Regions from separate parts of the Homo sapiens genome. Here region 1 is linked to region 2. Evidence: read pairs that join two places in POLR2A ChIA-PET (ENCODE). Cell type or tissue: PC-3. All regions are shown on one strand. Links, peaks and the distances in the headings refer to the core of each region. The heading gives the core; the rest is flanking DNA. Region 1 overlaps CD2 (CD2 molecule). Region 2 overlaps MAN1A2 (mannosidase alpha class 1A member 2).

Region 1 (16,420 bases), core at 5,218-10,217, 650 kb after region 2:
ACAAGTTTATTTCCAGGCAGCCAGTGAGTAAGGCTGAGAACTTGCCCCAGGCTACAAGCCTCTCAGTTAAGAAAGCAAGAAGATTCACTGTTCCTAGGCTGTCCCATGGAGGCTGCAGCGGCAATCCACCTCTTTTTAAGGGTCTGTGGATTCTCTCATCTTTGCTGGTATGTTTCTGTGGCAGTTCTTGGAACAAAATTCAGGATGTGGGCTTCCATACGCTGCTCTGTTCATCAGTGTGGGATCTACAAGTTAGTCCTGCCTCCTATACGCCATTTGCCTTGGTTTTCCCCAATGTCAGTACTCTTAAAGCTAGCTTTGCTTCCAAGGCATCCTATAACATTAACCTTGATGCCCTTGACCTTGAGACAGGAGTAAATGAAGCAGCTAGTCTCTGTGGACTGCTCTCTCTGACAGGAGGAAACCCACTTCTTGAAAGCTCCTCCTCCTCCTCCTTCTTTTTGAGATGGAGTCTTGCTCTGTCACCCAGGCTGGAGTGCAGTGGCACGATCTTGGCTCACCACAACCTCTGCCTCCTGGGTTCAAGCGATTCTCCTGCCTCAGCCTCCTGAGTAGCTGGGACTACAGGCGCGTGCCACCATGCCAGGCTAATTTTTGTATTTTTAGTACAGATGGGGTTTCACTATGTTGGCCAGGCTGGTCTTGAACTCCTGACCTCATGATCCACCCCCCTCGGCCTCCCAAAGTGCTGGGATTACAGGCATAAGCCACCGCGCCCAGCCTCTTCTTAAGCCCCCTGAAGGTTAATGGGCAGCCTGCTAATGGTGAGGGTGGAAGAAGATTCAAACATTCAAAGTGATGTCTTTTTTTTTCTGGGAATTGTTTCTCTATTTTCTCCAAGCCACTTCATGCAGCGATCATGTAGTGTGAGTGGGGAACCTGCCTCAGGTCCCTGGGCTGTTTTCTGGCTGCTATCTGCCCTGCTTCTCATGGATGGTCCCAGTCATCAGCTTCCCAGCACATACAACCCTGTGCCAGTTCTCAGATGAGTCCTGACCAGCCCCATTTTCATACTTCAGCTCAGGGATCTGGTTCCTAAGGCAGACCCCTTGCTCCCAACCAGTCACACCCAGGCAAATATATTGTTTAAAAATATTTATTCAGCATCTACTATGTTTCAGGCACCATGCTAAGTACTGGCAATTCTGAAGCGAACAAGACAGACCTAGGACATAGCCCAACCTAGAAGGCAGGCACTAGGCAAGTAACTGCTCTGAAATGTCAGGATGGTTGTAAAAGGGGCCAGACATCAGGGTGCTATGGGGAATTCAGGAATCAGCCCAGCTAGTGCTCTATTCTAAGTGTTAGGAAGATGTTGAGGGTTTTAAGTAAAAAGAATGATGTTTAAGCTGAGATCTGAAGAATACATAGTAGTTAGCTAAATAAGGCAGTAAGGATGGCATGGGCATAGGGCCAGAAAGAGAGAAAGTGGCATATTTAAAGAACCAAATAAAGTTGACTATGCCTGGAACTTAGACATGGGGGTAGGCATGCAGAGCGCTGCCACAGGAGAGGCATGCAGGGGCCAGGCTGGAAGTGCTTCAAACGATGGCAGTAAAAAGTTGGTCCTTTTTCTTTGGAGAAATAGAAATAAGACGGATTTTAAGCAATGCTGTGTTTTTTTTTTAATAAGTTTTTTTTTTATTAAAGACAAGTGTTTCTTCACTGCTATAATAGAGAGCAGAAGATACCTTGTTGTGATGTTACAGAAATTCCTGAGCACCAAGCTCTTCACAGTCACATTCTTATAAGCCAAATATCAACTTCATGCCACACAAATATACCATAAAATTCGTGATCAGGAAATGAAATTAAGAGAACAAAAATCTAAGTATTGTTTTTAGTGATAACCCTCATGTTCTTTTTCCTAGTTCTGCCATTATTGCAAGACTCTGGTTCTATAATATTTGTATGGATGGTTTTTGCTTACTTTTGGCTTCTCCTTCTAATTGTCTGCAGAATGTCTAATTTGTCCTGGAATAGTCAATAGACTTACCCACCCAATTACACACTCCAAGGAAGTTACAAAAATCGAACCTGGAGTCTAGTGGACCCTTAACCCAGATTTCTCCAACAGTGGTAACTTATTTACCAGCATTACAATATCAAAACCAGGAAATAGGTATTGGTGCAATACTATTAACTAAATCACAAATTTTAATTTGGTTTTCACATGAACTGCCCTCTCTCTCTATCTCTCTCTCTCTCTTTGTGTGTGTGTGTGTGTGTAGTTCTATGCAATTTAATCCCACATATACATTCATGTAACCACCACAATCAAGATACTGAACTGGTCCATCACCATAAAGGAGCTCCCGCATGCTACTCCTTTCTATTTGCTTTCCCTTGGCAACTACTGATTAGCAGTATTGTTTTTAAGGTGTCTTCTTGTTGCTGGGTACTCTTTTAATCTGTTGTCTCTAGTTGCTAATAAAATTCCATGTAAATGGCTGGGCGCGGTGGTTCATGCCTGTAATCCCAGCACTTTGGGAGGCCAGGGCGGGCGGATCATGAGGTCAGGAGATCGAGACCATCCTGGCTAACACCGTGAAACCCTGTCTCTTGCAGTGACCTGAGATTGCACCACTGCACTCCAGCCTGGGCAACAGAGCGAGACTCCGCCTCAAAACAACAACAACAACAACAACAACAACAACAACAACAAAACATTCCATGCAAGTACCAAATTTTACTTATCCATTCTCCTGGTCATGACCTAGAGTACCTACAATTCTTTACAAGAACAGACATTATGGGTCCGTGTGGGTACTTCTCTAAGATGTGTTAATGTATAGCCAGGAGTGAATTTTTTGATGCCAAATGCTGTACGATTTGTTCATTTGACTCAGCAGTGCCAGATGCTCAAAATGTATCCCTTTGACCAGAGTCTATTTAATACATAGCAAGAGTGGATGGGGCCAGGCACAATAACTCAGTTCTATAATCCCAGTACTTTTGGGAAGCTAAGGCAGAGGATCGCTCGAGCCCAGAAGGTTGAGACCAGCCTGGCGACATAGGGAGACCCCGTCTCTACAAATAATGATAATTTAAAAATTAGCCAGATGTGGCATGCACCTGTGGTCCCAGCTACTTGGGAGGCTGAGGTGGGAGGATCACCTGAGCTGAGGAGGTCGAGGCTGCAGTGATTGTGCCACTGTGCTCCAGCCTGGGTGACACAGCAAACCTCAGTTTCAAAAAAAAAAAAAAAAAAAAAGAGTGGATGGAAAACGTAGTCTTAACTTCACAACCATGTGTCCAGGTAAACTTTCATCATTAGAAGGGGGCCTGTTAGCAATGATGGCAAGAGCTTCTATTCCTAGCCTGTTAAGGCTTTTGAGTAAATATTTGGTTTTACCCCTTCCATCCATGCATACGTTAATATAATCATGATTTTTCTCCTTTAGACTATTAATGTTGTAATTTTATTGGTAGGTTATTTTTATGTTGCCATTTCCTTACATTGCTGGGATAAACTCCACTTCATCATGATATGTTTTTAAAAATATAGTGTTGAATTTGTTTGTTAATATTTCATCTAGAATTTTTGCATCTACATTTATATGTCAGAAGGGCTTGTACTTTTATTTTATTTATTTATTTATTTTTTTGAGACGGAGTCTCCCTCTATCCCCCAGGCTGGATTGCAGTGGCACGATCTCGGCTCACTGCAAGCTTCACCTCCTGGGTTCATGCCATTCTCTTGCCTCAGCCTCCCGAGTAGCTGGGACTACAGCGGCCCACCACCATGCCAGGCTAATTTTTTGTACTTTGTTTTTTTTAGTAGAGACAGGGTTTCACCGTGTTAGCCAGGATAGTCTCGATCTCCTGACCTCGTGATCTGCCCGCCTCAACCTCCCAAAGTGCTGGGGATTATAGGCGTGAGCCATCGCTCCCAGCCAGTACTTTTAAAAATGTATTAATTTATTACATTTTAATTATTAATTAAATTTGTATTGTATAATTATTACAATATTAATTATTAATTTTAAAACCTCTGCTGTGTCTGTGGTTATTTCCCCATTTGCATTCAGTTTTTAAATTTGTACTTTCTACCTCTTTTTTTTTCACTTTAGTAGCCTTGTCACATCTATCTTATTAATCTTTCTGAAACACCAGTTTAAGGTTTTATTAATCTTCTCTGTTTTGTTGTTGTTTTTCTCTAGGTCATTGATATCTGTTCTATCTTTGTTATTATTTCTTTCTTTCTGTTTCTTTGCTTGTCCCTTCCCTGTATTCTTGAGTATTACTCTTTGTTTTCAATCTGTCTTATATCTTGATAAATGTAATTAAAGCTATACATCTGTCTCTAAAACCTACTGTAGATGTGGTCTTCAAATTTTGAAGTGTTTTCATTACCAGTTTTATATATTTATTAGCTTCATTTGTTATTATTATTTTATTATCAGAACTTTCATTTTACTGTTAGACCAACTATTAATAATTGTTTTCTGGGTTTTCTAGAAATAATGCATTTCTAGAAAAAAATTCTATTTCTAGAAATAACATAGTTTTGGAAAAATGTTCTCTAGTAATCTAACAGTTTTTTCACTATGCTTTTGAAAAATATTTTATAATTTTAATTCATTATGATTGAAAAATATATTCTTGATAACATTCATTCATTAGACTTTCTTGTAACTTTCTTTGTGGATTAATATATGATTAATTTTTAAAATTGTTTCATATATGCCCAAAAAGATTGTGTGTTTTCTGTTGGATATAAATAAAGCTTATTAATTAAAATACTCAGATTTCTATATCACTGCTTTTTCTCTGCTAAACCTATTCATTTCTGAAGACTCCATTTCCTCCTCAATAATTTTTTTGTGTTAAAACTTCCAATTAAAATGATTAATTTATTTATTTGCTATGAAGTTCTGTCGATTACCTTATTTTTTTGTTGCAATATTGTCAGGTGCATATGTGTTTGCTCTACTATTCTTTCAACAAGTATGGTTTCCTTTTTTGTCCTTTGAATTTTTCTATTAGATATTAAGATTGTTGCTTCAGCTTTCTTTTGGATCATATTTTCTTTATTTTCAAACTTTTTGTATTCTTTTGTTGTAAAGTTGTCTTCTGTAAACAGTATATTGTTGGATCTTTCAAAATGCTCAATTTGAGATGTTCTCTTTTGATTGGTTGTTTAACCTATTTACATTTCTCATAATCACTTTATATTATTACTTATTTCTTCCATTTTATTTCATGTTTTTCATTACTGATACTTTTTTTTCTTTTCTAATTTTACTCTTCACTGAGTAGATACGATTTTCTTTTGCTGGTTTAAAAGAACGTATTTTATTTTTGTTTTTATGGTCTTTGCTCTTAAGACATATTTGTTTATTTATTCATCCTGACTTACTAAACTTATAAATACCTATTTCTTTCCTCCAATAAGGCAAGTAGTTTAGCATGTTCTCTTATGTCTCTGGACTCTTCTTTCTCTCTCCCCCACCAATACATATAACAACAACAACAATAACACACACACAACTGATATGGTCTAGACAGAATTTAGTTCTGGGTTTTTATGAATATGGTTTTTAATTTGTGTTTTCATCACACTTTGATTTTTTAAGATAACAATTAATTTGCCAAATTATTTAATCACCCTAACTTCACATTTCTATACAACATCTGTTGTATTTATTTTCCTCTAATTTGAATATTTCTTCCAAGGGTTTTTCAAAGTAAGTTTTTGTATGACATAGGTTCTGAGATTTTGTATACCAGAAACTATGGTTGTTAAGTCCAGAATTTTTAAATTGTATCTTCATGTTTCATGTCAATTTGTCTGTATGTAAAATTCAATGTACAGTAGACCCTTTGAAAACTTGAGTGTGAACTGCAGGGGTCCACTTATATGCAGATTTTTTTCAACCAAATTAGATAAAAAATATGGTATTTGTGGGATATGAAACCCACACATACAGGCAGCCGACTTTTCATATACATGGGTGGGTTCTACAGGGCCAACTGCAGGACTTGAGCATGTGCAGACGTGGATATATATATGGGGGTTCTGGAACCAATCCCCCACATAAACCTAGGGATGACTGCACAACACTTTAAAAATATTACTTCTTTGTCTTCTTGCATCCAGCATTGTTACTGAGAGGTCTCAGGTCAATCTAATGCTTGTTCTTTTGTATGTTTTTCTCTCTGAAAACATTCTAAAAATTTCTTGCAGTCTTTGATGATTCTAATTCTCAGTAAAATGTCTAATTTTGGGGTTTTCTCTCTCTCTCTCTTTGGCTCTATATTATAGGCTCAATTTTCAACTTTATGTTTTTCTCCCTATGGAATCTCTATTATCTGAATACTGATATTTTTATCCTTCATATCCCTATTGTTTCTTTTCTTTTTTTAAAGAAAAGCTGTTTTACTTTCCCCTGCATTCTTGCATAGGTCTTTGCAATGATCTTGCAGGTTCCTAATTCAGTCCTTAGCTGTATCTATCCTGATTCATACTTCAGCTATTATGCATTTTGTTTCAACAGTTATATTTTTCATACCTGATATTTCTTCTTGGTTGTTCTTGCATCATATTGCTAACATCCTCCCTGATCAAGTTTTTGACAAGCCAATGAACCAGCTTGTACTGCTGGTACCTTCCTCCACAACTGTAAACTACAGAACTATAGCAGAGAAAAGCTACAAAAGAGAAATAATCATGGACATGATAAACTAACATATAATTGAGAACCCTCTGAGAAGACTGAAGGCTCTTTTGAACCAGAATGTGAGCAAGCACATGTTGGGGGATGGGTGTCTGCAAACTGGGGCAGAGAAGGAAAGGACAGGGGAGAGCTGGTAAACTCTCTACTTGTTCACTCCCGTCCTGCCTCATCACCACAGCAATCATCAGCAACAGTGTAGTTGGTCCAGTGGTGGAAAAGGGGATATGAGAAGAGGTAATCTGAAGACAGTGCAAAAAGAAAGAAAAGGAAAAGTCTATACAGCCGATTCTCACTATTCATGGTAGTTATGCTCTGTAAAGTTATTGCAAACACTGACTTAGCAAACTGAAACATTGCTCCCAGGGGAAATACAGGGTTAGATTCCTGTGAGCCTTAACACTGAGTGAGTAAACAGTGAGTCAACTGATCAATACAAAACCTAATTTTATGTGTGTTTCTGTTTAAAGACATCTTATTTGAGATATATTGTTGATGCATTAACATTGAACTCATGGCCACCAGCACTATGACTCATGCCTCAGAAAAGCTTGTATAACACATGTTTTCTCTATAAGCCACATGCATAGTTGATAGTTTGCCTAGAATACTAAGCTGAAAATTCCCCAGAATTTGAAAGCATCGCTTTGTTGTCTTCTAGCTTCCAGTATAGTTGTTGAGAAATCCAGTGCTATTCTAATTCTTTCTAATTCTTGATACTTGGTATGGTGTCTCTCTCTGTCTCTCTCTCCACTGCCTTTTTTCTTCTTCCTTCCCCTTACCCCTTTTCCTCTCTCCCCTTCTAATCTTTGTCCCAGTGTTCTGAAGTTTTACAATCATATATCTTGGTGTGAATACATTTTCTTTCATGGTGCTAGGTCCTTGGTAAGCACTTTAAAAAAATAGACTTTATTTTTCAGAACAGTTTTAGATTTACAGCATAATTCAGAGGAAGTTATAGAAATTTCCCATATCCCCCCTATCTCCGCCAACACACATAGCCTTCCCCATTATCAACATCCCCAACCAAGACTGGTGCATTTTTTAACAATCGATAAGTCTACATTGACAAATCATTATCACCTAAAGCCCATAGTTTACAATAAGGTTCACTCTTGACGTACATTCTGAGTTTGAACAAATGTGTAAAGGCAAGTATCCACCATTATAGTATCAATCAAAGTATTCTCAAATCTCTGAAAAGTATCTGTCTCCTGCTATGTATCCCTTCCTGCCATCTGACACCTAGCGACCACTAATCTTTTTACCGTTGCCACAGTTTTGCCTTTTCCAGAGTGTCATATAGTTGGAATCATATGGTATGTGTAGACATTTTAGATTGGCTCCTTTCACTTAGTAATATGCATCTAAGTCTTCCATGTCTTTTCATGGCTTGATAGCTAACTTTTTTTTTTTTTTTTTTTGAGATGGAGTCTCACTCTGTCATCCAGGCTGGAGTGCAGTAGTGCAATCTCGGCTCACTGCAATCTCTACCTCCTGGGTTCAAGTGATTCTCCTGTCTCAGCCTCCCGAGTAGCTGGGACTAAGGTGCATGCCACCATGCCTGGCTAATTTTTGCATTTTTAGAAGAGAGACGGTTTCACCATGTTGGCCAGGCTGGTCTGGAACTCCTGACCTCAAGTGATCCACCTGCCTCGGCCTGCCAAAGTGCTAGGCTTACAGGTGTGAGCCACCATGCCTGGCCGATAGCTCACTTTTTTCACACTGACTAATATTTCGTTGTTTGGATGTACCACAGTTTATTTATCCGTTCACTTACTGAAGGACACCTTGGTTGCTTCCAAGTGGTGTCATTATAAATAAAGGTGCTCTGGGCATGTGTGGGCAGTCTTTTGTAGGAACAAGTTTTCAACTTCTTTCGGTAAATACCAAGGAATATGACTGCTGGATTGTATGGGGAAAGTATGTACAGTTTTATAAGAAACTGCCAAACTGTCTTTAAAAGTGGCTGTACCATTTGCATTCCCACCAGCAATGTTTGAGAGTTCCTGTTGCTCCACATCCTCACTGGCATTTAGTGTTGTCAGTATTCTGGACTTTGGCCATTCTAATAGGTATGTAGCGGTATTCTCATTGTTGTTTTAATTTGCATTTTTCCTGATGACATATGATATAGAGCATCTCTTTGTGTGCTTAGGTGTTTGCCATCTGTATATCTCCTTTGGTGAGGTGTCTGTCAAGGTCTTTGGTCATTTTTAATCTGGTTGCTTGTTTTCTTATTGTTGAGTTTTAAGAGTTCTTTGTATATTTTGAATAATAATCCTTTAACTGGCATGTCTTTTGCAAATAATTTCTCATAGCCTGTGGCTTGTCTTTTCATTTTCTTGACTGTCTTTCACAGAGCAAAAAAATGTTAATTTAATTTAATTTAATTTAATTTAATTTTCAGACAAGGTCTTGCTCTGTCGCCCAGGTTGGAGTGCAGTGGCATGATCACGGCTCATGGCAACCTCTGCCTCCCTAGCTGAGGTGGTCCTCCTACCACAGCCTCCCTAGTAGCTGGGACTACAGGTGTGTACCACCCTGCTGGGCTAGTTTTTTAAGAAAATTTTTATAGAAACAGGGTCTTACTATATTGCCCAGGCTGGTATCAAACTCCTAGGCTCAAACAATCTTCCCGCCTTGACCTCCCAAAGTGCTGGGATTACAGGCGTGATCCACTAAACCTACCCAAGAAAATTTTAACCTTAATGACGTCTAGCTTATTAATTTTTTCTTTCATGGATCTTGCCTTAGATGTTGTATCTAAAGAGTCACTGCCAAGACCAAGGTCCTCCAGGTTTTCTCCGATTATCTTCTAGGCATTTTATAATTTTGCATCTAATATTTAGGTCTGGAGATGTTCTTCGCCGACAGTCACCGCGGTTTCCTGCTTCACCTGTGCTTGGAGGGAACTGGCGCTTTTCCCGTGCCCCAGCGGCTGGCGGCTCAGAGCCAGAGCTTCCACCTCCTCACCGTGCGCTGGGACCGCCCTGAGGCCCCCGGTCAACCTGGCGCTCCAGCCTCCTCCATCTACCTGTCCACATCTGATGCTTTCACCGCCATAACGTAGCTTTGAGGAATTTTGCCAAAAACTTATTTCTTCACTAATCTCATGAGGAGAGGGAGCCCGCTGAGAAACCGATGAAGCTGCAGAAACAACGAAGGGGCGGAGTCTTCCTTCAGGAGTCAAGACACCAGGCGGAGAACCGGCTGAATGCGATGGAGTGTGTCTTACACTTGGAAAACACGTGAATCGGTCACTATTGGAACTGCGTAAAAACGGCTCCCGCTTGTGTCACCTTATTGAGACACATTACCTCAATGAACCAGTGAAATCCATCAAAGAATTGGGTGTCCACGTGACCAACTTGTGCAGGACGAGAGCCGGGCATCTGGCCTGGCAGAATCTCTGGGAGAGAGGGATAATGACAGCTAAGCCTTAGGCTCGTTTCCTGTAGCCACGGGGTGACCTCTCTGGACCGAAGCAGTGCCTGCACGGTGGGGTTTCCTTTACCTTTTCTGTAAGTTATGCCAAAACATCCACTTAAGTTCTTTGATTTGTACTATTCCTTAAAATAAATAAATTTAGTATCCAGGCCACCAAATTTAGGTCTGTAATTAATTTGAGTTGATTTTTATGAAGGCTGTTAAATCTGTGTCTAGATTCATTTTTCTCTTTGTGTATGTGGATGTCAAGTTGTTCCAGCATTATTTGTTGAAGAGACCATTCTTTCTCCATTGTTTGGCTTTTGCTCCTTTGTCAAATCAGGGGTGTCCAATCCTTTGGCTTCCCTGGGCCACACTGGAAGAAGAAGAATGGGGTCACACATAAAATACACTAACACTAACAACAGTTGATGAGTACAGAAAAAAAATCTCATAATGTTTTAAGAAAGTTGGCAAATTTGTGTCGGGCCACATTCAAAGCCATCCTGAGCTGCATGGTGCCCGCGGGCTGAGGGTTGGACAAGCTTGGACAAGACGATGAAATTTATATGGGTTTCTCTGGCTCTCTATTCTGTTCCATTTGATCTATTTGTCTCTTCTTTCACCAATACCATACTATTTTGATTACTGTAGCTTTATAGTACATCTTGAAGTGGGGCAGTTTGGTTCTCCAATTTTGTTCTCCTTCAATATTATATTGGCTATTCTGGGACTTCTGCCTCTCTATATAAACTTGAGAATCACTTTAATATCCACAAAATAGTTCGCAGGGATTTTTTTTTTTTTTTTTTGAGATGGAGTCTCACTCTGTCTCCCAGGCTGGAGTGCAGTGGCACAATCTTGGCTCACTGCAGTATCCACTTCCCAGGTTCCAGCGATTCTCCTGCCTCAGCCTCCCAAGTAGCTGGGATTACAGGTGCACACCACCATGCCCGGCTAATTTTTGTACTTTTTGTAGAGACGGGGTTTCACCATGTTGGCCAGGCTGCTCTCAAACTCGTAACCTCAAGTGATCTGCCCACCTCAGCCTCCCAAAATGCTGGAATTACAGGCAAGAGCCACCAAACCCAGCCCAATTTGCTGAGATTTTGACCAGGATTACACGGAATCTACAGATTGAGTTGGGAAGAATTAATATCTTGGCAACATTGAGTCTTCCTATCCATGAACATAAAATAGCTCTCCATTTATTTGGTTCTTCCTTTATTTTGTTCATTAGAGTTTTGTAGTTTTCTTCATGTAAATCTATACCTAAGTATTTCATTTTTTGAGTGCTAATGTAAATGGTATTATGTCTTTAATTTCAAATTGCACTTGTTCATTGTTGGTATACGGGAAACTGATGGACTTTTTAATATTAACCTTGTAAGAATTATTTAATACAACCTTGCTATTAATATAATCCCTTATTAGTTCCAGTATTATTTTGTTGTTGATTCTTTCAGATTTTCTACACAAACGATCATGTCATCTACAAAGATAGTTTTATTTATTTCTTCCCAACCTGCATACATTTTATTTCCTTTTCTTGTATTATTGCACTAGCTAAGACTTCTAATATGATGTTGAGAAACAGTGGTGAGAGGAAACATCCTGATTCCTGATCTTACTGGAAAGTTTAGAGTTTCTCATTGTTAAGTAAAATGTTAGGTGCATGTCTTTTTTGTAGATTTTTTTTTAATCAAGTTGAGGAAGTTTCCCTCTCTTCCCAGTTACCAAAAGTTTTTTTGATAAACAGGTGTTGATAAACAGGAGTCAAATTCTTTTTTTGTATCTACTTATAGGATCATGTGATTTTTCTTCATTAGCTTGTGGATATGATAGATTATACTAATTGATTTACAAATGTTGAACCAGCTTTGCATACCTGAGATTAATCCCACTTGGTTGTAATGTATAGTCCTTTTTATACATTGTCAGTCAAATTTGATTTGTTAATATTTTTTGAAAAATTTTGCATCTGTATCTGTGAGAGTTGTTGGCCTGTAGTTTCTTTTTTGTAATGTCATTGTCTGGTAGGCAATTAAAAAGATCAGAATTTTCCCTTGTTTCCTCATCCTTTTGTTCTGTGTTGCTATAAATAAACCAGAAAGATGCCATGTACTTAAGTAATGTCCTGGCATTTTTTCTTCAGGAAAACCCTGCTTATGAAGCCAGGGAAGTGACAGAAGGCTGGTGACTCAATCTAGGATTTGCGAGGTGGCCTCACAGGTCTGTTCTTTAGCTTTAAATACCTCTGGTGTAGGATTTTATCATCCATTTGTTCCATGTGAGGCAACATTATGAAACTGACTCAGATGAATCAAACTCATAGCAGACTAAGTCACCTTACAGAGTGCTTATTTATCAATTTATAATGAGCTGTGTGTCTTTCCAATAACTAGCCCATTTATATGTGCCATCCAGGATATTCCTTCTTGAGTATCATGCCAGAAATAAAGCTCACAGTTTTCAGATGCATTCTGTACACAAGGATATATTTGTTACATTACATACATTATTTCCATTTAGTCCTCACTCTAACCTTGTGAGGTGTTATCCTCATTTAGCAGATGAGAAAATCAGTGTTTACAGAAGCTGAATAAATTACTCAAGCTTACAAATCCAGTGAGAGAGAGAGTCAGAACTTCCTGGCTTCGATACCTGTGAGTCTTCTACTACATTGAACTTCATGGGCACAGAACTGGACACAGAGATGGTCTCACACAAGATTCACGTTACAGTGGAGTTCAAGAGTTAGGAAAGGTCTCCCCCAGGAAATGACTTTCTGTCTGAACTCTGAAAGAAGAATGTGGACAGGTGAAGAGCCAGGTGAAAAGTGTGGGCAGTGGGAACAGCATGTATAATAGGAACAGCATGTACAGTGGTCCTGAGGTGGCAAACTTATTGGTGAACTTGAGTCACCAAGTCACTGCAACCCACTGAGCATGGGTAAGGAGCCTAACATTAGAAAATTAGCAAAGGAAAAGGAGCAGGAGGACTGAGATGAAATTTCCCAGTTTACAGTTGAGACCCTTTTGGAGCTAAGCTGGTCCAGCTGCTAGTATTAGACTATTATTTAGGGTGGGCAGATAGGCTATCAGAAACCTCTAAATTTTCTGTCTTCATATAAACCTCTGCGATGTTCCAGTGCCTTAAATTATGTGGATATTTTTTCCAACATGGTTGGCCTTCTTATTGGAGATTTGCTTGTGGGGGAATAGCTAACTGGGCTACAACTGTTTATTTTTCTTACAATACTGCATTATCTATAGTCTCCAAGGTTGTCTACAACTTGAATGCCCATTGGAATCAGCTGGAGAGGTTGTTTAAAAATATGTTTATTTGGCCCCCAACCTGACTGACAGAAGTGTCAGCATTTTTTTTTTTTTCACAAGCTCTACAAGCTATTCCTACGCAGCTGGCCTGACTACTTCTCAGAATGTCCATGCTCTGGGGCAGGTTCAGTGGGATGTCACACAGTGTCAGACAGGTGGGTGACAGCAGCACAAATCTTAAGCAAGGTTCGTGTTTCCCACCTAATGGTGGTGCAGGGCAGAGAATCTGTCTTATCTTCCCTGGATAAGGAGGACAAGCATGTTGTGTATGTTCACTTCCCTTCCTTTCATCAGGACTGGGCTCACCCATTGAATCAATTGGCTAATGATAGCTTCAATAAAGTGCTGGCAGCGATATTGAGAAATGGTCATTGTACTCAAAAAGCTTCTTTACTATGCATTTCATCAATTCTAAAATGCACTAACATAAAATAACATTTTTTCACATTTTAATATCTCAGGAATGGGATTGTGACTGAAAGTTGACTGTATCTTAGTATTTGTTACAATGCAACTGAGAAGTGTTCTTCTCTTTCTTAGTGGCATGTAAAAGAATGATGCCACTTAAAATCAATGCCATCTTCAAATTAGTTAAATATAGTTGTTAAAAAAGAAAAAGAAATACAAAAAGTTGAAAACAGTAGTTGAAAAATCAATGACATCTTCAAATCAGTTAAATACAGTAGTTGAAAAAGAAACTACATGTTTGTGTAAACAGAAAGCCAAATGAGCCTTGCTCATGCTGTTGCCTCTACATGGGTAATTCTGTACCTCTGCTTCACCAGTTCAATTAATCTATTACAACGCAACCCAAACGTCCCTCCTCTAGGAAGCCCTCTTTGTCACCCCAGTCTTACCACTCAGTCTGGGTTCAAAGTCCTTCCTCTGGGTTCATGCACTTGCCTCTGACCTATATTTATCATACTGCATTGCATTTGTCCCATGGTTGGTCCGTTTCTTGCCTACCAGGTGGTGAGCTCCTTGAAAGCAGAGATGCAATTGTACACCTCTGTTTTCCTAGTGCCTAGCACAGAGCCTGACACATAGTAGAAGTTCAATAAATGTTCGTTGAATGAATGAACGATGAAGGATTGAATAGGGTGTATGTGTTTTGTACCATATGTAATGCCACAGGAGTTCAGAAGAAAGGCAGAGCCCAGGGCTGAATAGACCAGGGAAGATTTTCTTAAGGGAATGGCGTATGAGCTGTTCTGGTGAGATAGCCAATGAAATCACTCATGGGTATCATGAAGAATGAGAAAGGGGCAGAGCTAGGACCCTCATCTCTCTCTCTCTCTCTCTCTCTCTCTCCTTTTTTTTTTTAGACGGAGTTTTGCTCTTTTGCCCAGGCTAGAGCGAAGTGACACGATCTCACCTCACTGCAACCTCCACACCCCAGGGTTCAAGCAATTATTCTGCCTCAACCTCCCGAGTAGCTGGGGTTATAGGTGCGTGCCACGATGCCCGGCTAATTTTTTTTTTTTTTTTTTTAAGTAGAGAAGGGGTTTCACCATGTTGGCCAGGCTGGTCTCAAACTCCTGACCTCAGGTGATCTACCTGCTTTGGCCTCCCAAAGTGTTAGGATTACTGGCACGAGCCACCATGCCCGGCCAGAGCCCTCATCTCTCTACTGGGTAGATCCTGTGGCAATTGTTACCTAGCTGGATTTTGTGTTTGAATTTTGGGAGGCGATGAGGTTTCATTCATCATTGCCCTTAGTAATTAACTCTGGTTGCTGGAAAAATAGACTCTCAGATTCAGAGGAAAAAGTAGTTCAATCCTCAGTGAGCTGTCACAGGAAGTCCTGAATGTACTTAGTTTTTGTGGTTTAGCCCTCAGAGCTTCCTGCCAGAGTGTAACAAGGTTTAGCAAGTCTAAGAAGCCAAGGAGAAGGCGGGCAGACAGGACCACAGACAAGGCACCAGCATTTCAAAGCAGGTGCCTTCTCACCACCTATTGTTTTAGAACTCTAACTGAAAACTATTTTTTTCTCCCCACTTCCCTCAAAGTACAGCTGCATGACTGCTAGCTGGGGATGGGGTCTGACCTTTTAATCATAGTCATTTAAGACACTTAAGATTTGATTCAACTGAGTTGTCTCTTAGCCTATCTTTTTGTATGTCATCTGATGAGTTCATGACACCTCCAGTATCCATAGATTCCCTTGTTTTGAAGGATGACAGTACAGGTCATTATGACCGTGTCTGAACAGTCAAGAAAGTAAGACCTAAAATGTTAAGTTTTCTGGTGACTCCTGTTAACGTTTGTGCATGGAGGCTTTAATTCATTATGGAAATCTACAAATAGGTTGTTGGACCCAGCTTTGCAGCTGAGACCTGGGGAGCATGTTCGGGTCATTCTGGTGAGGACTAAGGAGGTCTCAGCCGGATTGAGTTGACTGAATTTGATCCTGCTGTCACACCAGCGAGGCTCTTTCTTATTCGGCAGCTTCCTCTCCTCGACACTGGGATCCTTCACACAATGAGCAGACACGGGTCTAGTCAAAGCTTTTATTTCACTTTTACTCACAGGATGGTGGGCAAGTGTCCACCAGGGCACATAAGAAACTCCAGAGTCTCTTAAGCAGATAGGCTGCTTGTAGTGAGACCCAGGCACACCAATCACTTGATTTATCGCATCTACACATGACCTGAGAGGGGACAAGAAATCTCTAAGATTTCTGTGCTCGGTCCTCTACCATTCTTGCAATCACACTTATATTGCTTCTCCTTACTGGTGTGATGGAGCTCTCTGAGGAGACCAAAAACTCCAGATGTTGACCACATGGCTGAGTTCGAAGATGCAGAGGTGGCTGTGGCCCACAGCCTCAGGAGGTGACAATGTTCTGCACACAGAAAACACCTCATGGAAGTACGGATATGCACATCAGGAGGGCAGAAATCCACAGTGCTTTTTATTGAAAAAGACAGTTTCTATCTTTTTTAATTAGAGGAA
Region 2 (16,420 bases), core at 5,493-10,492:
TCTCTATTAGAGTACTTAAGTTACTAAGATAATATTTTTGCAGCCTATTCTCAATCTAGCAGTCAATGTGGGAGTGTTAAATAGAAGTCAACAGTTTAGAACCCTCAAATGGCTCCCTATCTCAGAGCAAAAGCCACAGTCCTTAATAAGGGTATATACCTATATCAAAGATGTATCCCCATTACCTTCTATGGCTTCACCCCCTCCTTCATGCACTCTCCTTCATTCACTCTGTCCCTCAGTCACTCTACATTAGCTCCACTCGCCTCTTTTGTTGTTCTCTAAGGATGCCAGGTATGTTTTCGTTTCACTGTCTTTTTATTTGCTATGCCTATTAAATGTTCTTACAAAAAATATCCTCACCCACTAATCTCCTTCAGGTCTTCACACAAATGTTACCTTTTCATGGACTCCCTAACCATCCTATTTGAAATTTAAACTCCTTTATGCCCCATCCCACTTTATTTTTCTCCTTGGTGCTTACTGCTAACAGTGTATGTTCCATCATGTATAATGACAGAGATAGTGCTAAGAAATGCATCATTAGGCAATTTTGTCATTGTGCAAACATCATAGGGTATACTTACACAAACCTAGATGGTAAGGCCTACCACACATCTAGGTTATATGGTACAGCCTATGACTCCTATACTACAAACCTATATAGCATGTTACTGTATCGAACGTTGTAGGTAATTTTAACACAATGGTAAGTATTTGTTTACCTAAACATAGAAAAAGTACAGTAAAAATACAGAATACAAGATTAAAAATGGTATATCTGTACAGGGCACTGACCATGAACGAAACCTGCAGTACTGAAAATTCTCTGGCGAGTCAGAGGATGAGTGGTGAGTGAATGTGAAGGCCTAGGACATTACTGAACATTACTGTAGATTTAAACACTGTACACTTAGGCTACACTAATTTATTTTTTACAATTATCCTTCAAAATAATTAATTAACTTTGGCTTACTGTAACCTTACCATATAAACGTTTTAGGGTTTTTCTTTTTAACTCTTTGACTCTTTTATAATAACATTTAGCTTAAAAACACAAATATATTTTACAGCTGTACAAAAAGATTTTCTTTCCTTATATCCTGATCCTATAAGCTACTTTCTATTAAAATTTTTTTTTTACTTTTTAAACTTTTTTGTTAAAAACTAAGACACAAACACAAACATTGGCCTAGGCCTACACAGGGTCAGGATCATTAAAACATCACTAGGAAATAAGAATTTTGCAGCTCCATTATAATTTCATGCAACCACCAACATATCCATTGTTGACTGAAACACAGTTATGTGGTACATGACTGTATATGTGTATACATACATGCTCTCTCACATATCTATCTTATTTATTTATTGCCTATTACCCCACAGTAAACCATAAGCCATAGGGGTACAACAATTTGTTTTAAATTTGTTTTCAATGCTTAGAAGAGTGCCTAGCATATAGCAGATGCTCAACAAGTGTTGAATAAATTAAGACAAAAGGTGGAGATTTAAAATAAACAAATTTTCTCCTCCCATTTCCATACCAACTCTAGCCCCCTAATATGTGATATTAATATACAAGGGCTTTAAGGACTTTTTAATATGTTCTACAAAAATGTTGGGATAATGATGGTGATGATGATGACAAACATATTAACTCATTTAATCCTCACAACAAGCCAGTGAGATAAGTATTAATTTTGCCCCCATTTTACAGAGTAGAAAAACTGATATAAAATGAATAAGTAATGTATTTCACAAGGTCATACAGGTAGTTAAGCAGTTAGTCTGAATTTAAACCTAGACAATCCAGCTCTAGAGTCCATGTTCTTGACCACACACACACACGCACACACACTCCTACACCTTGCATTATCTAATCTTAATTTTTATAGTTAATATTTAAATTCCTCAAAAATATTTTATTAATTGATGTGTATACCTCTTTGTCTTTTATCTTGTACCTTCCCTCTTGAATGACAGATTCAAATTCTGGGTTGGTAGCTATTTTATCTCAGCAGTTTAAAGATACTACTCTAAAATCTTCTGACTTCAATTACTACTGAGAACTCCACTGTCAGCTGTCATTCTTTTTTAAGTAATCAGCCCTTTCTCTTTGGTAGCTTTTAATATTTCCTCTTTGTTCTTATCTTTTCACATATTATTTGTTCCATTAAACTCATCTGAGACTTCTTCCAAATATTCTCTGAAACCTCTCAATCTATTTTCATCTCTCAACTCTTTTGCTTATTTTCCCTCTTTGACTCTCTATACTTCATTCTGGATAAATTTTTCAGTATCACTGAGAGAGCACGAGTACCCTTAAAGGCTAGATGGCTGTTCCTCAGAACCAAGTGAAGGTCACTGCAAAACTGAGGGTTAACACAAAGAGACAGAAACACATTCACACACACTTCCCTCTTAAAATGAACCTGCAAATAATAATTTTAAAACTCATAATGAAATCTAAGATTTTATTATATTTGCAAGCTAATAAGTCAGCCTTTCACAGTTTTATAAATGTTGGCAGAAGACACAAGACTACTGGGTCAGAGATAAAAGGCTTTATTATTTATAGAAAAGTAGCAGCCAAAGCTTCAAGTTCATTTGCATTGGACTATACATGCCCCACCTCCACCCCAATCACACTGGGATGATGCACAGGGCCCATGATGAATGCCTGTACACACAGTGGGTTACATTATAGGAGAACACTCAGCTTGTGGTATCTCTTCTATAGTAAGCGAAAGTAAGCCTGTTTATCCAGGGTGGACATTACCTCATCCCTACAAGCACAATTGTGATTATATGGATAAAGAGCAGTCAGGGACTTGCATTCCTGGTACTTCTAGCACAAATGTGCAGGGATATGCTCAGGCCCCAGTGCTGGATTGCTTTTCTAAGCCTTCACATCAGCAAGGGGAGTCCCTTCCTATAGCAGCAGCTGGATCCATTTGGAAGTTTTTCCAATACTTGTAGAACCAGTTTTATCACCCTCAAAGACATCAGTCATTATCACCCACCCCAAAGACATCAGCACCAGCAATAACCTGCTAGCCCACTCTCTTCAGGGGTCTGAGTTTCAGCTTCGGATACCCCTTCCTCTTAAGGTTTCTAAGTTTTACTAATTAAAACCTCTTCCCCATATTATGTCAACCCTGTTTGCTTCCTGTAGGAGCCACCTCTATGATTCCTACAGAGTATTCTTTTTAATCTAGCATTTACCTAGTTAACAACTTTATACCTAATTAATCTTTATATTAAATTTTCTCTGTTCAAGTAACTAGATGGATTCTGTCTCTTGACTAGACTTCTGAAAAATAAATAATCCATATACATTTTTTTTTGAAACGGAGTCTCACTCTGTTGCCCAGGCTGGAGTGCAACAGCGTGATCTAGGCTCACTGCAACCTCCACCTCCCAGGTTCAAGTGATTCTCCTGCCTCAGCTTCCCGAGTAGCCAGGATTACAGGCATCTGCCACCACGCCTAGCTAATTTTTATATTTTTAGTAGAGAGAGGGTTTCACCATGCTGGCCAGGCTGGTCTCAAACTCCCAGCCTCAGGTGATCCGCCCGCCTCGGCCTCCCAAAGTGCTGGGATTACAGGCATGAGCCACCGCGCAAGGCCAATAATCCATATTTTATTATCTATTACAAAATATTTGCTTAGTTTCAAAAATAGAAAAAATAAAAAAGTTTAAATCATAAACAGTTCCTCTATCTTGAACCAAATACATTAATGTTTTTATGTATTTCCATCCTTTTTTTCTATACATAACATACAATTAAGTAGCTGGATTTTTATTCCATGTTTGGCTGCTACTGACATAATAACACAAGTAACTTTTCCAGTTTTACAAAATTGTCTAATTTACTATATCCATATCCTCTCCTTTCTATTCACTCCTCAACCTATTCCAACATGGCTTCTGCTGCCATCATTTCACTGAAACAGATCTTATTAAGGATTGACCACACATGTGAGCAAAAGCATTTTGTTATTATTCACGAGTTCTTCCTTAAAATACATGCTTCCTCTGTGTTCAATAATCCTATAATCTCCCTGCTTCCTTTGGTTTATCCTCATCTATCTGGCCTTTGATGTTGTATTTCTTGGGGCTTAATTCTAGGCCCCTTTCTCTTCCTATCCTAAATTGTCTCTCTGGACAATTTCACAATGTGCTTGATTTCAATTATCAGCTACCCAGCAACTGACTCCCAAACTTATATCTCCAGTCAATACTTCTCCATTGAACACCAGACCCATTACATCTCTCTACTACTTATTTTCGCTTAAATATAAAAAAATCCTCAAACTCAAAATACCTAAAATTAACTCATGATCTTCCCCCTCTAATCTAGTATTCTTTAAGCATTTGATATTTAATAACTATCGTACCATCAATCTAGCACCAAAAACAGAAACCTGAGAGACAAAATCAATTCCTTCTGTTTTATACCCCCCTCCACGTATCACCCAATCCTTTTAAATTTATCTCCAAAATACCCTGAAATCATTTATATCTCTCATCTCTACAACACCATCTTAGTCCAAGGTGCCATTATTTCTTGGCAAAATACTGTGATGACTAGCTGACTGAATGGATACACACACACACACACACACACACACACACACACACACACACACACACAGCTGTAACCAACTACTGGTCTATAACTTGCTTTAGTCACTGAATACATCAAGCACATTTTTCCTCGTTAAAATATACAAATTTAGGTTTATAGTTTAATTTTATCCTATGGTAACAGATATATCAATTTATTCAGTCACTCTCCTATGGATGAATATTCAGGTCTTTTTCAAATATTTTCTACTACAAACGGTACTGCAATTAAACATCCTTTTGAGTATACCCTTGTGTATCTACTCTGTTACTTTTAGATAATAGATTCCTAGAAGTGGGTCGCTGGGTCAGAGTATTTTAAATTTTAAATATTTACTTCACACAGCCGAATTATTTTCTGAAAAGACAGTATCAATTTATATTCTAACAATTTATCACACATTTGTTAAAATGCAAAGTATACATTTAATTACATATTATACATACAACATAGGTACATTTTATTGCATATAAATTAACCTCAGTAAGGTCTTGAAAGTCTCTACCAGGCAAAGAATGTGGAAGGGTGAGAGACTATTACAGACAGAAAATCGTGATATAGCTCTATAAACACAGGGAGATAAAACAATGTGGTCTAAATAAATAGTTTCACAATACTGTGGTTTAATATAAGTGTCAAGTCTGGAGAATCTTAGGAAATAGTAAATAGATCCCTCAGATAATCTCTTTTACAGCTTTTGACCTCTTTAGAAAGTACTCCCTCTACTTTCTATGGAAACTGTCATTCTATCTGTCTGACAAACAAGAAACTCCATTCCATCTATTACCTTAAAGCTGCTGCAAATGCCATATAATCACATTTCCAAGCCTCCTCTGCAACTAAGGTAGTAAGCAACACGGCCTTTCTTGTTACTCAGGTAGTATGCAAATTAGGTTAGGTAAGGGGAAGTTAGAGACAGGAGATGGTGGGGAATCCATTTAGCAATTCAGCTAATAGGTAGTGGCAAGTTCATCTCATTTCCAAAAATTTTTAAGGACAGTATTCAGTATCAGTGGGACCATCAGTGCAAACTGCAAAGTGTGTGCAGTAATGACTACAATGAATCAGTATTGCGATGGCATTCCTGGCTACACAGAATTTAGAAAAAAAGGAGAAGTACAACTGTCATTATTTGCAGACAATATGACTGTGTATCTCAGAAATCAAAAGGAATCTAGCAAAAAAACTATATAAGTGAATATGAACAAGGTATTTTTCTTGCTTTCTTGCAATGCTAAGATTTTCATTACAATGCTAAATGTAAATAGTGAAAATGGAACACCTTCCTTTATTCCAGATCCTTGGGTAAAAACATTTTAATATTTTATAATTAACATATAGTTTGCTGTAGAGTTTTCGTAGGTGTCCCTTATCAGAATGAAAAATAATAATTACCTTTTAGTACAGGTTGAGTAGCTCTTATGTGAAATGCTTAGAACCAGAAATGTTTCCAATTTTCGATTTTTTTAAATTTTGAATTATTTGCATTACACCAGTTTAGTATCTCTAATCTGAAATCCTAAACACTACAATGAGCATTTCCCTTGCACTCCATGTTGGTGTTCAAAAAGTTTAGGATTTTGGAGCATTTCAGGTTTTTGGATTGGGAATTATCACGCTGTACTAGTTTACTGAGTGATTTTAATCATGAATGGGTGTTGCATCTTATCAAATGCTTTTACTAAATTTATTGCAATAATTATATGATTTTTCTCCTTTATTGTTAATTAATATGATTAATTACATTAACTGCTTTTTCAAATCTTTAACTTTGCTTTCCTACAATAAAAGAAATTTTTCTTGATATATTATCTTTTATATTATATAAAAAGAATATAAAAGATCTTTTATATATCTTTTATCTTTTATATTCTTATATATAATATATATATCTTTTATATTATTGCTAGCTATGCTTTACAAGTATTAATAGTTTGTTCAGGATTCTTGCTAATGTATTTAAAAAGTATACTGGTCTGTAGTTTTCTCTTGCTATATTGCCTTTCAGGCTATGATGTTAGTGCTATGCTGGCCTCTGAAGTAGAGCTGCAAAATGTTCCCTGTTCCTCTGGGGAAGAATGATATTTCTTTCTTATTTGATATAATTCACCAATAAAGCCATTTAACTTGGAGTTAATTTTGTGAAATAGCTTTTTATTACCAATTCAATTAATACTACAAATGGCATACTTCTTGCTTTACCTTGACTCAGTTTCAATAAGATTGTTTTAGAAAATTTGTTTTGTCTATGTTATTAAATTTTGCAAAAAAACTGCTTATAATATTCCATTATTATGCCTTTAATGTATGTGGAATCTGCAATGATAGCCTAATATTGGCAATACCATTTGCTCCTGCTATTGGTAATCTGTCTTCTGTTATTTCTTGATCAATTTAGCTAAAAAGATTTATCAATTCTGTGGATACTTTAAAAGAATCGACTTTGTAATATTTTCCTTGTTTTGTCTACATTATTAAATTTTGCAAAAAAACTGCTTATAATATTCCATTATTATGCATTTAATGTATGTGGAATCTGCAATGATAGCCTCATATTGGCAATACCATTTACTCCTGCTATTGGTAATCTGTCTTCTGTTATTTCTTGATCAATTTAGCTAAAAAGGTTTATCAATTCTGTTGATTCTTTCAAAGAATCAACTTTGTAATATTTTCAATTTCCTTTGTAATTGCTTACTTGATGTCTATTTATTTAGAAACATATTGCTTAATTTTCAAATATTTGAAGTTTTTCCTGATGTCTATTATTGATTTCTAATTTAATTCCATCATGGTCAAAGATCGTGCTTGTTTTTTGTTTTTGAGAGACAGGGTTTTGCTCTGTTGCCCCAGCTGAAGTGCAGCAGTGTGATCACAGCTCACTGCAGACTCAACCTCCTAGGCTCAAGCAATCCTCTCACCTCAGCATCCTGAGTAGCTGGGACTACAGGTACATGCTACCACACTCGGCTAATTTTTGTATTTGTTGTAGAGATGAGGATTTGCCATGTTTGCCGAGGCTGGTCTTAAACTCCTGAGCTCAAGCAATCCACCCACCTCAGCCTCCCAAAGTGCTGGGATTACAGGCATAAGCCATTGCACCTAGCCATACTCTGTACTATTTCTAACTTTTTAAATTGACTGAATGTGTTTTATGATCCAGCATACAATTTATTTTTGGTAAACATACCATGTGCACTTGAAAAGAAAGTGTACTCAGCAGCTGTTGAGTAAAGTGCTGTATAAATAAATATCAATTCATTTAAAATAGCTCATACTGTCATTCGGGACTTCTACATCATCTTTGATTTTCTGTCTGCTTATTCTATCAGTTGAAGAGAAGAATGTTGAAGGATCCAACAATCTTTGTGGAATTACCTTTTTAATAAAAAATTAAAAAGGAATCTCCTTTTAATTCTTCCATTTGTGATTCATACATTTCAAAGCTCTGTTATTTGATGCCTACACATTTGCTTATGTTTTAATGTTGTGATTATGTCTTTCTAATGAATGGATCCTTTTTTTCATTATGAAAGGCCTCCCCCCTCCCCCTCCCCCTCCCCCTCCCCCTCCCCCTCCCTCTCCCCACGGTCTCCCTCTCATGCGGAGCCGAAGCTGGACTGTACTGCTGCCATCTCGGCTCACTGCAACCTCCCTGCCTGATTCTCCTGCCTCAGTCTGCCGAATGCCTGCGATTGCAGGCACGCGCTGCCACGCCTGACTGGTTTTGGTGGAGACGGGGTTTCACTGTGTTGGCCGGGCCGGTCTCCAGCCCCTAACCGCGAGTGATCCGCCAACCTCAGCCTCCCGAGGTGCCGGGATTGCAGACGGAGTCTCGTTCACTCAGTGCTCAATGGTGCCCAGGCTGGAGTGCAGTGGCGTGATCTCGGCTCGCTACAACCTACACCTCCCAGCCGCCTGCCTTGGCCTCCCAAAGTGCCGAGATTGCAGCCTCTGCCCGGCCGCCACCCCGTCTGGGAAGTGAGGAGTGTCTCTGCCTGGCCGCCCATCGTCTGGGATGTGAGGAGCCCCTCTGCCTGGCTGCCCAGTCTGGAAAGTGAGGAGCATCTCCGCCCGGCCGCCATCCCATCTAGGAAGTGAGGAGCGCCTCTTCCCAGCCGCCATCACATCTAGGAAGTGAGGAGCGTCTCTGCCCGGCCGCCCATCGTCTGAGATGTGGGGAGCGCCTCTGCCCCGCCGCCCCATCTGGGATGTGAGGAGCGCCTCTGCCCGGCCGAGACCCCGTCTGGGAGGTGAGGAGCGTCTCTGCCCGGCCGCCCCGTCTGAGAAGTGAGGAGACCCTCTGCCTGGCAACCACCCCGTCTGAGAAGTGAGGAGCCCCTCCGCCCGGCAGCTGCCCCGTCTGAGAAGTGAGGAGCCTCTCCGCCCGGCAGCCACCCCATCTGGGAAGTGAGGAGCGTCTCCGCCCGGCAGCCACCCCGTCCGGGAGGGAGGTGGGGGGGGTCAGCCCCCCGCCCGACCAGCCGCCCCATCCGGGAGGGAGGTGGGGGGTTCAGCCCCCCGCCTGGCCAGCCGTGCCGTCCGGGAGGGAGGTGGGGGGGTCAGCCCCCCGCCCGGCCAGCCGCCCCGTCCGGGAGGTGAGGGGCGCCTCTGCCCGGCCACCCCTACTGGGAAGTGAGGAGCCCCTCAGCCCGGCCAGCTACCCCGTCCGGGAGGGAGATGGGGGGGTCAGCACCCCCACCCAGCCAGCCGCCCCGTCCGGGAGGGAGGTGGGGGGGTCAGCCCCCCACCCGGCCAGCCGCCCTGTCCGGGAGGGAGGTGGGGGGGTCAGCCCTCCGCCCGGCCAGCCGCCCCGTCTGGAGGTGAGGGGCGCCTCTGCCCGGCCGCCCCTACTGGGAAGTGAGGAGCCCCTCTGCCCGGCCAGCCGCCCCATCTGGGAGGGAGGTGGGGGGGTCGGCCCCCCGCCCGGCCAGCCGCCCCCTCCGGGAGGGAGGTGGGGGTGTCGGCCCCCCGCCCGGCCAGCCGCCCCGTCCGGGAGGGAGGTGGGGGGGTCAGCCCCCCGCCCGGCCAGCCGCCCCGTCCGGGAGGGAGGTGGGGGGGGTCAGCCCCCCTGCCCGGCCAGCCACCCCGTCCAGGAGGTGAGGGGCGCCTCTGCCCGGCCGCCCCTACTGGGAAGTGAGGAGCCCCTCTGCCCGGCCAGCCGCCCCATCCGGGAGGGAGGTGGGGGGGTCAGCCCCCCGCCCGGCCAGCCGCCCCGTCCGGGAGGGAGGTGGGGGGGTCGGCCCCCCGCCCGGCCAGCCGCCCCGTCCGGGAGGGAGGTGGGGGTGTCGGCCCCCCGCCCGGCCAGCCGCCCCCTCCGGGAGGGAGGTGGGGGGGGTCAGCCCCCCTGCCCGGCCAGCCGCCCCGTCCGGGAGGTGAGGGGCGCCTCTGCCCGGCCGCCCCTACTGGGAAGTGAGGAGCCCCTCTGCCCGGCCACCACCCCGTCTGGGAGGTGTGCCCAACAGCTCACTGAGAACGGGCCAGGATGACAATGGCGGCTTTGTGGAATAGAAAGGCGGGAAAGGTGGGGAAAAGATTGAGAAATCGGATGGTTGCCGTGTCTGTGTAGAAAGAAGTAGACATGAGAGACTTTTCATTTTGTTCTGCACTAAGAAAAATTCCTCTGCCTTGGGATCCTGTTGATCTGTGACCTTACCCCCAACCCTGTGCTCCCTGAAACATGTGCTGTGTCCACTCAGGGTTAAATGGATTAAGGGCGGTGCAAGATATGCTTTGTTAAACAGATGCTTGAAGGCAGCATGCTCGTTAAGAGTCATCACCAATCCCTAATCTCAAGTAATCAGGGACACAAACACTGCGGAAGGCCGCAGGGTCCTCTGCCTAGGAAAACCAGAGACCTTTGTTCACTTGTTTATCTGCTGACCTTCCCTCCACTATTGTCCCATGACCCTGCCAAATCCCCCTCTGTGAGAAACACCCAAGAATTATCAATAAAAAAATAAATTTAAAAAAAAAAAAAAAAAAAAAAAGAAAGGTCTCCTCTTGTCTCTGACAATACTTTTCATCTTGAAGTATACTCTGATATTGATGTAGTCATTTAAACCTTTCTACACTTGCTGTTCATATACTATGTATCTTTTTTCCCATTCATTTACTTTCAACCTCTCTATTAAGTGTGTCTTTTTTAGACTGTGAATAGTTTGGTCTTGCTTTTATGTCGTTTTAACTATTTTTGCCTTTGACTTAGAATATTTCATTCACTAAAACTTAATGGCATTATTGATATTACTGGATATAGGTGTATGATATTATTTTTGGTTTTCTGTTCGCCATTTCCATTGCTTTTTGTTGTTGTCCTCTATTCCTTCCTTTCTGTTTTTTTTATTTAAATATTTTCTAGGCAGGGCACAGTGGCTTTCATTTGTAATCCCAGCACTTTGGGAGGCCAAGGCAGGAAGATCTCTTGAGCCCAGGAGTTCAAGACCAGCCTGGGCAACATGGAGAGACCCCACCTCTACAAAAAATAAAATAATTAGCCAAGCATGGTGGCGTGCACCTGTGGTCCCAGCTACTCAGGAAGCTGAGGTGCAAGGATCACTTAAGCCCAGGAGGTTGAGGTTCCAGTGAGCCGTGATCACACCACTGCACTCCAGTCTGGGTGACAAGAGTGAGACTCGGTCCCCCCCCAAAAAAAAAAAAATAGAGAGAGAGAGAGAGAGAGATTTACAGTTTATTTATTGGTGGTTAAGCTATACGTGTCTGCAATATTTTTCTTTAATGTTTGTCCCAGGGATTAATTATGTCCTTAACTTTTCACAGACTATTAAGAGTAATATGGTGTAACTTCATATAAAATGGAGAAACCTTACAATCTTGTAGTTCCATTTCCTCCCTCCCTCTTTTATTCCACAGCTGCATGTATTACATCTATGTATGTTATAACCCAATATAAAATGCTATGGTTTTTGCCTAAGCATTCACATAATTTTAAAGAAATTTTGAAAAAGTAATCTCTGTGGTTTCTGATGAGTGTTCAGTCATCAGTCAAATTAAAGTACCTCCACATATAACATGTGTCATTTCTCTATGAATACTTTCAAACTTTTCTCTTTGTATTTGGCTTTCAGCTGTTTGACCATGATATGCCTACATTTGGTTGGTATTTATCATGTTTAGGATCTACTTAGCTTCTTGAAATTCAGGTCCATCACCAAATATAGAAAAAATATAGTCATTATTTCTTCAACTATTTTTTACAGCTATCTGCTCTCTTCATACAGGATTCCAATTATATGTATGTTGGAATACTGTCCTATAAGTTTCTGAAGCTCCATTCATTTTTAATAAATATTTAATTCTCTTTCTTCACACTGGATAATTTACATTGATCTATCTACAAGTTCACTGACTCTCACCCTTCCAATGACAACAGTCAACATGATGACTTTGTTTTAAACACTGAAGTTTTCATTCTAGAATTTCCATGTTATTTCATTTCTGATGAGATTTTCATCTATTTGGTCATTTCAGAAATATTTTCCTTTATGTCACTGGGCATAGTTATAACAGCTGCTTTAACATCCTTGTCAACTAATGCCAGTATCTGGGTTACCTTAGAACAGGTCACCATTGATTGACTTTTGGAAAAAAAAAAATGGATCATTTTCCCTATTTTTTTCATACATTGAGTAATTTTAAACTGTATCCTGATCACTGTGATTGATAGGCTTTACAGGAAGCTGATTCTGTTATATCTTCTGAGAAGTGCACATTTTTTGTTTTAAAAAGCACTTAAATTTGGCTAAACTCAAAATCTAACAATGAGTCCAAGAGCTATGACAGCCTAGTATATGTATATAATTGGAATCCCAGAAGTGGGGCAGGGGGCTCTTGCAATATATAAAAAGACATTACATATAAAGGAACAAAGAATTAAAGAAGATTTCTCATCACAAACTATGCAAGCTATAAGATAATGTAGTGACATTTTTAAAGTATTGATAAGAAAAAATACAGATGGTCACTAACTTATGACAGTTTGACTTAGGATGGTTCAACTCATGATTTTTTCAACTTTACAATGGTATGAAAGCAATAAGTATTCAGTAGTAACTATACTTCAAGTGCTCGTATGGCCATTCTGTTATTCGTTTTCAGTATTCAATAAATTACACGAGCTATTCAACACTTTACTATAAACTGGGCTTTGTTATATCAATTGGCCCAACTGTAAGCTAATGTAAGTGTTCTGAGGATGTTTAAGGTAGGCTAAGCTATGATATTTGGTAGGTTAGGTGTACTAAATGCATTTTCAACTTAGGATGTTTTCAATTTGCAATGGGTTTATCAGGACATAATCCTATCATAAGTCGATGGATGTCTATATTTTAAAAAACAATAACTGAGAATTTTTTAGAAAATAATTAAAGATATCAACCCACAGACCCCAGCAGCTTAAAGAACCTCAGGCAAAATAAACAGTCCTACTCATACCCCTGCAGCCCAACACATACACACACAAAGTAAAAACCACTCAGACTCTTCATACAAAACAAAATATAAACAGAAAATTTTAAAGGCAACCAAATGAAAAAAAAAAGACCTATTACATACAGAGGAATAAAGAATTAAAGGAGATTTCTCATCACAAACTATGCAAGCTATAAGATAATGCAGTGACATTTCTAAAGTGTTGACAGGAAAAACTGTAAACCTATATTTTATACCCAAAGAAAATTTTTCAAAAATATAGTGGAAATAGATTTTCAGACTAACAAAAACTAAAAGAACTCACTACCAATAGACCTATACTATAAAAAATGTTAAAGGAAGCTGTTTCCACAGAAGGAATAAAATACCTGAAAAACCTGAAAAATCAGAAACCTGAACCTGCAAAAAGAAAAGACCAACAAAAATGACTGAAATGAAGACAAAAAGGCATTTCTTTTATTTTTAATAGTTCTAAACGATAACTGATCACCTAAGGTAAAAGTGGTAGCAATGTACTATGGATTTGCAGCATAAAACTGAAATCTATAATAATAACAACATACACAAAAAGATAAAAAGAATATTGTTAGCTATAGGTTTTTTGTAGATGCCCTTTATCACCTTGAGAAAGGTCCCTTCTACTTCTAGTTTGCTGCAAGTTGTTATCATGAATAGACGTTACATGTTGTCAGATGTTTCTGTGGTTATGTAATAAGATTATATGATGTTTTTCTTTAGTCTGTTGACATAGTGAATTATATTGGTTGATTTTTGAACATCAAACCAGCCTTGCATTCTTGGGAAGAAACCCCACTTGGTCATGATGTATTACCCTTTTTATATATTGCTAGATTTGATTTTGTGATACATTGTTGAGAATTTTTTGCATCTACAATATTCACATGAGATACTGATCTATAGTTTTACTTTAATACCTCTGTGTGTGTGTCACATAGGATTAATGCTGGCCTCATAGAATGAGCTGAAAAATTACTCTTCTTTTTTTTCTGGAGAAATTTACATATAATCGATATTAAATATTTGGTAGAATTTGCCAGTGAAGCAACTTGGGTTGGGAGTTTTGTTTTTTCCTTTCCAAGTTTTAAAACTTTGCATCTTTTTATAGATAGAGTTCTGATCCTTCCCCCTTCCCTCCCCCCTTTGCCCTCCTTTTCTTCCTTCCTTTCCCCTTCCTTCCCCCTTTCCCTTCTCCTCCCTTCCCCCTCCTTTTCTTCCCTTCCCCCTCTCCTGTTTTGTCTCCTTCTTTTGGAAAAAGAAATCGGTTTTATTTCTCTTGGCACAGAGCAATATATGAAGGTGGCTATCTCCTGACTCCATATATCACTTACATAAAGATGTCCTTCAAATATGTCCAGTTACCTACCACATTTCAGTGTTAGAGAACTGGCAGTTAGCAGATGAAGCAGCTCAGAAGATTCTTAAAGACATTTCTGTGGGGAAGAAGTTTTGGGTCAAGGGGAAAAGATGAGACCCAAGAATGAACATTCCATCCTTCCCGGGGAAATCTAAATCCCAAAGATTTTATGAAGAAAGGCACCTCTCTGAGTGACCTTTGAGAGGAAGAGCCCAGACCTACTGTTTGTATGTAAGGCTGAGGCAGATGGAGGATGGGGTATGCAGCAGACTGCAGACTCAAGGCAGAGGAGTGAAACGCATATAGGAGAGCTGAGGGGACTGAAAGAGACTAGAGGTCCAAATCATAAATCCCACTCCTTCCCAAGTCATGAGCAAAAGCACTCCTTCCCAAGTCATGAGCAAAAGCTCTCCCTCTGGGACTAGTTTTTCCAGGAACTATCTTCGTTCCAGGGCACAGAAAGGACAAACCAGGCAAAAATCTTATGGGTACGAAAGGTGGAGAGTTAAAGGAGCAGACCAACAGAAATAATAAACATTCTTGGATTACAGTACTTTTGAAGCCATATGCCATGATCGTGGAAGAGAATAAAGCTATCACTGCAATTCCTAGGATCAGGAACCAGGCAAGGATGCCTACTCTGCCCATTACTATTCAACTTTGTAGTAGATGTCCTAGGCAATGCAGTAAGGCAAGAAAAAGAAAAGGACCACACAAATAAAACCATTCTCTGCCTCAGGAGAAGGAGCAGGAAAAGAACAAAAATAAATAAATAACCATTCTCTATACAGAAAAATAAAACTCATCTCTATTTACTAATGACATGATTGTTTATAAGGTAAATCCTGAAGAATCTATTAAAGTATATTTTAAAGCTACTAGAATTAATTAATGAAGTTAGAAAAATCACAGGGTAAAAAGTCAATATAAAAATCAATTATGGAAGGCTGAGGCAGGAGAATCGCTTGAACCCGGGAGGCAGAGGTTGCAGTGAGCTGTGATCGCGCCATTGCACTCCAGCCTGGGCAATAAGAGCAAAACTCCGTCTCAAAAAAAAAAAAAAGAAAGAAAGAAAGAAAAAAAGAAAAATCAATTGCACATTGCACAACAATGCAAATGTTGTTTTTAATGCCACTGAACTGCACACTTAAAATGGTTAAAATGGTAAATTTTATGTTGTGTACCTTTAGCACTTTTTTAAAATGATAGTATCACAAAGTTTTCTAGAAGAAACAAAATGTCCTGAGACAACTGAGAATTTAAGTCTTTATTAAAGGTTTTTTAAAAATCAAATGTATTTATATATACTGACAATGAACAATGGGAAACCAAAATTTAAAATACAGAACTACCAAAAACATGAAATATGTATAAATTTATCAAAATACATACAAGATCTGTATGCTAAAAAGTAGAAACACCAATAAAAAAATAAATAAATGGAGAGATATACCATTATTCATGGACTGAAACAATACTGTGAAGATGTCAAATCACTCAAAATTTATAATCCCAGTTAAAATCTCAGTAGATTTTATAGAAACCAACAAGTTGATTCTAAAATTTATACAAAAAGGAAAAGTAACTAAAACAGCCACAACAATTTTGAAAAGGAATAAAGTTGGAGGACTCACACAACCTGATTTCAAGACTTTCTATAAAGCCATAATAATGAATACAATGTGGTAGTACCAAAGACAGACACATAAATCAAGAGAACAAAACAGAATGTCTAGAGTAGACCCACACATACCTAATCAACTGATTTTCAACAAAGGTACAAAGTCAATTAATGAAAAAGTAGTCTTTTCAACATCCATATGGAAAAAAGTAGACTTCAACTTATACCTCACAGCATATATAGGATTTAACTCAAAATCAATTACAGACTTAAAAGTACAAATAAAGTAAAGCTATAATAGTTTTGGAAGAAAACTTAAGAGAAAATCTTTGTGATGTTG

Evidence for each region. Peaks named below come from ENCODE experiments on the same cell type or tissue, not always from the same donor. Only the 100,000 strongest peaks of a DNase experiment are listed, where the experiment ranks them.
Region 1: POLR2A ChIA-PET joins it to region 2 with 7 read pairs; 2 of 35 experiments call an interaction of 5 or more read pairs at or near these places.

Annotation. Positions count from the first base shown.
Region 1 is chr1:116,768,771-116,785,190 of GRCh38, reverse strand. CD2 (CD2 molecule) reads right to left here. Exons shown (of 5, transcript NM_001767.5): 5 at 15,962-16,420. The coding sequence ends at 16,408. It also overlaps the pseudogene FTH1P22. Among named protein-coding and RNA genes, the nearest start is that of CD2, 23 kb to the right of the region's middle. RefSeq lists cis regulatory regions at 15,213-15,244, 15,319-15,341, 15,416-15,439, 15,507-15,527 and enhancers at 15,013-15,542, 14,875-15,974, 14,675-15,974, 14,475-15,974. In PC-3, for the core only: no CTCF peak of the experiment used is centred there; a DNase peak (open chromatin) is centred at 7,180; H3K4me3 peaks cover 755 bases; H3K27ac peaks cover 939 bases.
Region 2 is chr1:117,422,988-117,439,407 of GRCh38, reverse strand. All of the region lies in intron 5 of MAN1A2 (mannosidase alpha class 1A member 2), which reads right to left. Among named protein-coding and RNA genes, the nearest start is that of MAN1A2, 64 kb to the right of the region's middle. In PC-3, for the core only: no CTCF peak of the experiment used is centred there; no DNase peak of the experiment used is centred there.